Linked DNA regions of Homo sapiens: region 2 is linked to region 1. The links are chromatin loops, found by intact Hi-C in ENCODE. Cell type or tissue: heart right ventricle. All regions are shown on one strand. Links, peaks and the distances in the headings refer to the core of each region. The heading gives the core; the rest is flanking DNA.

Region 1 (4,395 bases), core at 227-4,226:
TGATATAAATTATTAGAACTGTACCAAACAGCACAATTTCATTACTTGTAGCTGTACCTCATTTGCAACTCATTTATAGTACTGAGTGCAATGGGAAAGAATAAAAGCAAAAATAAAATGTGCTTGCTTTCTATATCCTCTTTCTGTATAATATTTAATTCCACATTGATATTTTGTCATACAGATAAAATGTGCATGAAACAAACTAAGAAAAATCAAGCATGCCTCATTAAAACCATTTCTACCTTCATCTCATATTTTATGGCAACACCTTGATAATGTATAAAGCGAACAACAGGAACTAAAGTTAACTTGTTTGTTTTTATTATTAAGTTGCTCCAGGTTATTTAAGAAAAAAAATAAGATCTCGGGCGGGCCTGGTGGCTGATGCCTGTAATCCCAGCACTTTGGGAGGCCAAGGTGGGCGGATCACTTGAGGTCAGGAGTTGGAAACCAACCTGGCCAACATGGTGAAACCCCATCTCTACTAAAAATACAAAAATATTAGCCGGGCATGGTGGCGGCGCCTGTAATCCCAGCTACTAGGGAGGCTGAGGCAAGAGAATCGCTTGAACCTGGGAGGCAGAGGTTACAGTGAGCCGAGATCGTGCCACTGCACTCCAGCCTGGGCAACAGAGCAAGACTCTGTCTCCAAAAAAATAAATAAATAAATAAGATCTCTAGCCTGCTGTACTATTTAGTCATTTAAAAATATATATCACGGCTAATTTTATAAAAAGACAAATTTTAAAACTAAACTTTCAAAAACTACAGTATTTAATTATTGGCTTTGCTTAGTTTTTATAGATAGAAAAATTTTTACTCAGTTGGTAATTCCTGTTTTTATACTTATTACCACAAGCTTATGAATTACTAAAAGAAAGCCAAAATCCCAATTCCCATAGGTGAATGTTTTTATGTTGCAGAATTGATTTTGTATTTAGAAGTACAGAGGTGCATTGCTTCTTAGCCTTTGGCTAAGATCAACTGTAAAAGTACAGATGTGGTCTGACTAGTTATTTGGTATTTATTCCATGTCAGCTATAGTATTGTTTAAATATTATTTTTGTGAGTATATGCTTGCATAGAATCATTCACTGAATAACTTAACCACCTCATCAAATAGAATTTACAAAGGCTTTCATGGGGTAGGGAAGAGATTTTGGAGTAGTTAAATATCTTTCTATTTTCCATCAAGAAAAGAAAACCAATTAAATTAATTAAAGCAGGTACCACTTAAGCCAGGTCGAATCTGGCATGCCAGACATATATAAACAAACAGCCTGGGCTGGTCAAGTCTAGGCATGTTATGTAATCATAAAGCCTATTCAGCTCCGTTTTTCTTTGGGGTTAATTCTGACAGCTTCAGCAGTGAATGGTCTGTCGACTGTACCCTCAGCATAAGGACCCATCAGAAACAGCAAAAGCTGTCACAAAGCAGAAGCTGGTAATCCTACTTGCAGAGGTGACTGCGATAGGGAAGGAAGCCAGGCATCTTTGCTATTCACTATCCCCTAGCAATTTTCTTTAGTTAGTGTACAGAACATGGTAAGTTCACTCCAACTGTTTTGATGAGTTTCTGCCTACTTCAAGCACTTCTGAGTTTATTTTGATTTGTAACTTTTGCTTTTCTTGAAGTCGAGCATAAATTACTTTTTCTTTTACAAAGCAATATAACCTTCCATCACCAGTTTAGTTTTTTCCCCATAGAATCATTTTGATTCATAGAAGAGCTTCACTATTTTTAAACACTGGCTCCGGGCTGACGTCATTATTCCTGACCTGCGTATGTCTCCTGCAGCACCAGAGCCCTTTTCATTAGCACCTTCCTCCAAACTCTCCGCCTAAATCTCAGTGACTCATTCTGCCATCACGTAGCATCCATTCAACGCCCACACGGACGTGGGCCTGGCAGTGTCCGGCGTAAAGCTTTGTGCCTGTCTCCGGTCTCTGGAGAGGTTAGATCTGCTGAAGCAATTTAAGAGGCTGTGTAGAGAAAGATAAAGCAGTCAAGCAACACTTCAGATAAATCAAAAACAGAAAAGAAATCACAGTGAAATTATATAAGGCTTCGGTGTTTGTGGTTTGGGAATTAGGAGGGGCTGTGAGAGAAATATATACATATGTACTCACGTATTGGAGGAAAGTGCAGCAAAGGATGAGGCAGAGAGACAAGGGCATGCACAGCCCTCCTGGTGCCAAATGACTTCTGCGACATTCCCCTTGTTTCTAATCCCAAGTCCGGAAGATAACATTTGACAGCCCTGTTTCCACTCAGATTTATCGGTGTCGATTTGTTTATCTTGCCGGAAGGAAAACTGAGGTTGTGCATATGATTTTGGCAGTGTCGGATTTGTCGTTATGCATATTATATGTAATCATTTGAAAGTGATTTTCCTCCATTTGGGCCGTTTAGTATAAAAAGGGGGAAAAAAGTCTGTTCACTTTGTTTTCCTCGGATAATCTATCAACTTCTGAACTCCCTCTAAAAATGGGCCTTACATTCTCTGCTGTTTTAATGTATTCTAACATTTTATCTTCACATTAGGAAGACTGATATTTTTTGCAAAATAATACTGTCTATTGATTTTATGTCCACCCTCACAACATACACCAAAGCTATTTTCTCCCACTTAAAATCACCCATTTTTAATGTCCTATAACTTGAATTGGGTGGAGGTTAAGCAGGTGTATATATACGTAAAAATTCATCGAGTGTACATTTAGGCAGGTGTATACATATGGAAAACTTCATTGAATGTACATTTAGGCAGGTGTGCACATATGGAAAAATTAGCTGAGTGTACATTTAGGCAGGTGTGTATATGGGAAAATTCATTGAGTGTACATTTAGGTGCACTTTACCATTTGTAAGTTATACTTCAACCAAAAAAATTTAATAAATTCATCTATTTTTCTCTCTGCACAGCAGCCATTTTCTTTCTGGTAGTTGTTATTTTATTGCTAACACAATATTTTCACATCATAAAAGGAATTTTTTAAATTCACCCAGAATCTCACTGCTGTAATAAAATGTTTGCTTTTCAATATTCCCTCTGATTCTGGACATATATTTATAATTGTGAAGTTCGTGTCATTTTGTATTCTACTTTTGTTCCTGTGTAATATTATATCAGATATTTTTCTGTGTCTTTTGTGATGCTCAGAATTTTCCATTTTAATGACTGCAAAGTCTTCTGCTGTGTGATTACAATCCCACTGGCCTAGCCACTCCTCTTATATTGGACATTTAGGTGACTTCAGATTGTTCATTAAAACAAATGACCCTCCTGTAGACATTTATGCATGCATGCACCCGATGAATGGAATATTCATTTGAGCCTCTGTTCTATACAGAGGACACACAAAAGAAATATAACTGTGGACTCTCTTTTGAGGAGCACTGAATGTGCCCTGGATGGCAGAGTCATCCTAGCTAATTACAGCGTGTTTGTGTTTGTTGAGACCTGTGGCATGATGACCACATGACAAGCCCATCTCTGGACTCAGCTCCAGCTGGAAAGGGAATGGCTGACTGGGTTTGCTTCATCTGCCTCCGTATGGCCAGCACCTAGGTCAGCACCAAGTCACTCCTAAACCCTCAAGGTTGAATGAATGAATCCGTGTGTGAATGAATACATTATCTCTTCTGACTGTGAGACAGGTATTATTATCCCATGTTACAGACAAGGAAACTGAGATTCATGAACAAAGGAACAAAGTGCCATAGAAATGTTAAGTTCTTCCATTTATACCCAGGCTATTGCATTTAACCTTCAGCCAAACCCTCTGAGGCACATATGATAATCCTGACTTTGCAAAAGAGAAAACTAAGGACCAGAGAGAAAATTAAGCAACTTTCCCGGGATTGCCCAGCTTGCAAGTATTAAAACCTGGCTTCAAACCTAGAATTTCCAACTCGAAATTCCATGCTCTCTTCCCCATGCCATGCTTCTTCTCAAATACAGGATTATGGGGCAAAAAGGCAAAAACATTTTTATTATTCTACTTTTATATTGCCAATATATATTTCTCCTATGTCTGTTCAAGAGAAAATTATAAGCAAGTAAAATAATTGAACTATACCATGCCAGTTACTAGTACAACTGCAGCGTTAGCAGCAATATGCATCTTTTTAAACATATCACTCGTGTGAACAGTTTAAATGGCACCCCACTGTTACCTCACGTGGCATGTCTTTACCCAATCCAGAAGCCCCACATCTCTCCATATGTTCGTTTACTCCTCGCTCTTGTGTTAATCGTCCACTTATGACCTTTGTTTCTTTGTTCATCAGACCCTCCACATTATTGGTATATATTAAAGTGGTTTCTTTAAATATTAACCCCTTGCCATATTTGATGCTCACATTTTTTTCCCAAATAGTTTCCTTTT
Region 2 (4,395 bases), core at 263-4,262, 390 kb before region 1:
GCGACAGAGAGAGACTCTGTTTCAAAAAAAAAAAAATGTACATCCTGGGTTTTCTTACCACCAGTTCCATGAGCCAATCACCTCCCAGCGCCCCAGTCCCAGGCAACTACATGTCCAGCACATCCCTCTTCTCAGAGCAAAGGCCAGTGAAGAAGTAGTGTGTTCTTAGTACCCTACTGCCCATCCTGAAGGAACAATAATTTAGAATTCATTTTCTGGCCAAAGCACATTCCTAAACAGAGGTCAGGCCGTGTGTGGTGATATTAATCCTGGTAACTGATAGAGTGACAGCTAAGAGCTTAGGCTGTGGTTTTAGCAACCTTATGTCCTGGTTCTGCTACACACCAGCTGTGGAACCTTCACAAAGTCTTTCCCCCAGTTCCTCTTACCCTCAGTTTCCTCATCTGTGAAAGGGGGGATAATAATTGGACCAATCCCACAAAGGTGATGTGGGCATTGAATGATCCAAGGGAAGTGCCTGGACGGAGCAGGTGCTGAATGAGCATTAGCTCTGATGGGGTCTTACACTTTCTATTTCTGGACAAAGGCAAACCTTTCCACAGTACTGCCTCCTAGCTAAGAGTACGTGCTAAGAGGCTTGTCAAGCCATAGAAAACCATCTCTGCCACTTCCAGCTAGCTAGATCTTTCTGTGCCTCAGTTTCTGTATCTGTACGATGGGCATAATACCACCTCCACTTGGTAGTGAGGATTAGGAAAGATGATGCGTACAAATCATCTATCTCTGTGGTTAACTAACAACATAAGCCACTAAATAAACAGCAGTTGTAGTCACTAACTAAACTGCATAGAGGTTAGGAGCTGGGACTCTGGAGCTGGACTGCCTGAGCTCCAGTCCCAGCTGTGTGACTTCCCAGCTGTGTGACTTTGGCAAATTACCCACTCTTTCTGAACCTCAGTTTTCCAACCTGTGAGACAAACACTTGTCAGGGCCATTGTGAGCATCCCGTGAGCTGCCAGGCAGCCTGGACGCAGGAGCCATGGCATTGTTCACCGCCCGTTGGAGGGTTATTGGGTTTGCCACTATATGTGTTGATTGGGTGCCGGGTGGTGTAGTCGAGATGGAATCACCATAATTTTCATTCACAAAATTCAGGTAACTGCTTGAAATAGACTCCATTTGGGGCCTGCCCTGGGATAATTACATAACGTGCCACTTAATAGTAATCAGTGAAGAACTAATTAAAGCAGGCGTTTCTCTGACAGCCATCACAGATTGCTCAAGAGAGCAGGTGAGAGCAAAGCTGAACCGCTCCTGAAGCTTCTCTGTGCTGTCAGCCCGCGGGCGGAGGCCCAGGGAGCCGGGCTGGGAGTGGCCGGGAAGGGCCCCCGAGCTTTTGTTCTCTCCAACTTGTATCTCCAAGCTTCCATGGAGACAGAGAAAAGGGGTCGTGAGGAGCAGCGGGTGTGGGGCCTGGAAGCCCCCAGGGTTCTGTTGGGCCATGGGGGGCCTGGGTGAGAGTCTCGCTCTAGACTGGAGGGACACCCCCAGCAGGCTGGGCCCGCTCCTCTCTCTGAGCTGCATCTCTCAGGGTAGGTTGGCAACGAGAAGGGGAGCTCGCAGAGATGTCACAAGGCTGAATGGGACAACACCCGGACCACAGGTGGGGGAAGCCCCCGAGACAGGACCACGCAGCCACTTGCTGGCAGTGTGAAGGGGCGTGTCGGCATGGCAGGCACAGCCTGTGGGCTTGCTGGAGCCAGGTATGACCACAGATTACTTTGTGAATGCCCCACCACTGCCCCTCCGGGGCTGAGGCTCTAGGAGCTCAGAGAGGCAGCTTGGCCTGCCTGAGACCTCAGAGCTGGGACTTGGTCAGGGGTGACACAGACCCACAGGAGAGTCGGGCCTTCTGGAATTTTCCAAACCAAATAGCATGCAAGTTTCTGTAGTGGTGGTGGAGAAGGGTGCTGGGGAGAGGTCAGTGTGAGTGGAGGTCCAGTCACAGTTCCCAGGACTGTAAAAGGCCAGGACAAACCAAAACTCGGATATGCCGAGTAAGTGCTGGCCCCGAGGGTGGAACTGGAGCAGGCAGCCAGTGTGGCTAAGCCTGAGAGGGGGTACTGCGGGCTCCTCAGACACAGATACTTCCCTCCCCACTGTCCCCACTGTCCCCACTGTCAGCAGTTCAGAAGCAATGAAAGCTGGGAAGAATGAGGGGGAAGAAATGGATGCAGTCGCCCACAGATAAGGGGGAGATGCTGAGGTTGCCCTGACCTCCTTGGATAAAGACCACACCACACTCATTTACACACCTGTTCACTTTTTGGGTGTAGGTGCCCTGAAGCCCCCAGAGAAAATTCTAGAGAAAATGCTGCTTTCCGACCAGAGAGGGTGCTGTTGCCTCACAAATGAGCTACCCAAGGATTTGGAAAAAAATTTCCTTGCCGTGATCCAAAGACTGAGAAGTTTCTGTCCATAAACAGCCCTGAAATGGCCTGAATCCTGCCAAACCCTGGGCTTTTTTTCCTGCTAGTACCCATTTTCTATACTCCCACAGGTTGGGGTGAGGAGAGAGAATTATCAGAGCTAGGGAATATTGATGATAACTGCAATGGCTACAATGTCTCACTGCCCTGTAATACTTGCAGCAGTCTGAGACCTGACCTTGTGCCAGCTACCATGTATCACAGCCAGCCCAGTGCACTGTGTGCCAAAGCCTCACCCTGTGCTAGTGCTTTGCACACATTTCCTCTGATCTCACAGTCACCCCCGGGGGAGATAGGGTTGCCCACATGTTGCAGGACCTCAGTGCTACCAGTCACTTGCCTAAGGTCCCAGGTAAGTGAGTGAAAGTCAGTCAGAAAGCTGTCATTTGGACCTGGGTCCACTTGGCTCCAGAACAAGTGCCCTTTAACCACTTCACTATGTTATTTGGGAGCTACATGGCAGGTGGGCCCCAAGCTAGACAGTGGCACGTCTCCTCCCCAGCTGCACACCTTGTTCTGTTCCGGGGGACATGTGTCTGACTCCCGCAATTGGGGAGGAGATAGGCTGACATGGGCTGGATCTTAAGGCCTAAATACGAAAAGAAAACACATCTCTCCTCTCCTATCTTCCCCGGCCTGCTTTCAGTTGTTTCTGGTCTGCCTCTCCGGGCTGGGCTTCGAGGCTCTTCTCTCTGAAATGCCCTGGACGGGTCTGCAAGAGAGAGAACCCTTGGAGAGGATTCCATTAAACAATGATCTCTGGCCAGATGTTCTGTTTTTATGCCACATTTTTTCTTTTTCTTTTTTTTTCTTTTTTCTTTTTTTTTTTTTGAGACGGAGTCTCACTCTGTCGCCCAGGCTGGAGTGCAGTGGTGCCATCTCAGCTCACTGCAACCTCCATCTCCCAGGTTCAACCGATTCTCCTGCCTCAGCCTCCCAAGTAGCTGGGATTGCAGACATGTGCCACCATGCCCAACTAATTTTGTATTTTTAGTAGAGATGGGGTTTTACCATGTTGGCCAGGCTGGTCTCGAACTCCTGACCTCAGGTGATCCACCCACTCAGCCTCCCAAAGTGCTGGGATTACAGACATGAGCCACCACACCAGGCTTAAGCCACATTTTTGATGACCTGTGGAGGCCCCATTTCCCATTTTTAGGGAAAGGAAGGACTCACATTACTGAGAAAACTTGGTGTAGGCCACTGATTTACATGGCAGTCTTCCAAAGGAGGCTAAGGTCTGGGCCCCCTGGTTCAGCTGGGCCAGCAATGAGCAGCGTTCAAATCCCTGAGTCGGGCCGGGGAAGATAGGAGAGGAGAGATTTGTTTTCTTTTCACATTTATGCCTTAAAAAGAGAGAGAGACTGAGGGATGGAAAGTAGACAAGGAGGCCATGAGCACGACTCCTTGCAAGCCTGGGTTTATGGAAAAGCATATGTCAATTCAGTGTTCACAAAAACAGACTTTTTCCCCACTGTGGACTGCTCTGCCAGCTATCTAGTTCATTTCTTGGGGCTACTCTGAGTTCTTGTAAATGAAACCGATGGCGACCACCTGCAAAAATGAATGTAATTAGGCAAAATATGCTGATTTGACACCAGCTGGAATCAATTGGGCATACTGAAATCCCAAGAAGCTTAAGATGACTCTCAGGATGGAGTTTTTCTCATGACTTGACGTCTGTCCAGCGGTGTTCACTTAACCCCAAACAGGGTTGGTCAGCGGGGAGCCTGAGGCCAACATCCTGGAGCCCAAGAAGGCAGGCAAAATGGCAGCTGGGACCTCAACACAGCAGGGCCTCTCTGCGTCCCATAGGGCCTCCGCCGGCCTCTGCCCGGCACATTTGAAATGTGTACAGGAAACACATCTGTTCTGGATCCTTTTCCCCACTTCATCAGCTTTTCTCGATGTTTCTTATTGCAGCTGCAGAGCCAGCCCGCATAGA

The links. Hi-C counts contacts between places; a loop is a spot of excess contacts. Peaks named below come from ENCODE experiments on the same cell type or tissue, not always from the same donor. Only the 100,000 strongest peaks of a DNase experiment are listed, where the experiment ranks them.
Region 2: a loop joins it to region 1, with 21 times the contacts of the local background. A loop is called at or near these places in 1 of 110 quality-filtered maps.

Annotation. Positions count from the first base shown.
Region 1 is chr20:59,061,378-59,065,772 of GRCh38, reverse strand. It overlaps LOC124904943 (a long non-coding RNA gene), which reads right to left and starts at 2,323. Exons shown (of 2, transcript XR_007067680.1): 1 at 2,134-2,323; 2 at 1,567-1,986. RefSeq lists an enhancer at 1,125-2,324. In heart right ventricle, for the core only: no CTCF peak of the experiment used is centred there; a DNase peak (open chromatin) is centred at 1,852; H3K4me3 peaks cover 802 bases; H3K27ac peaks cover 1,482 bases.
Region 2 is chr20:59,453,884-59,458,278 of GRCh38, reverse strand. No RefSeq gene overlaps it. Among named protein-coding and RNA genes, the nearest start is that of PHACTR3, 150 kb to the left of the region's middle. In heart right ventricle, for the core only: a CTCF peak has its summit at 2,349; DNase peaks (open chromatin) are centred at 2,389 and 2,668; H3K27me3 peaks cover 1,592 bases.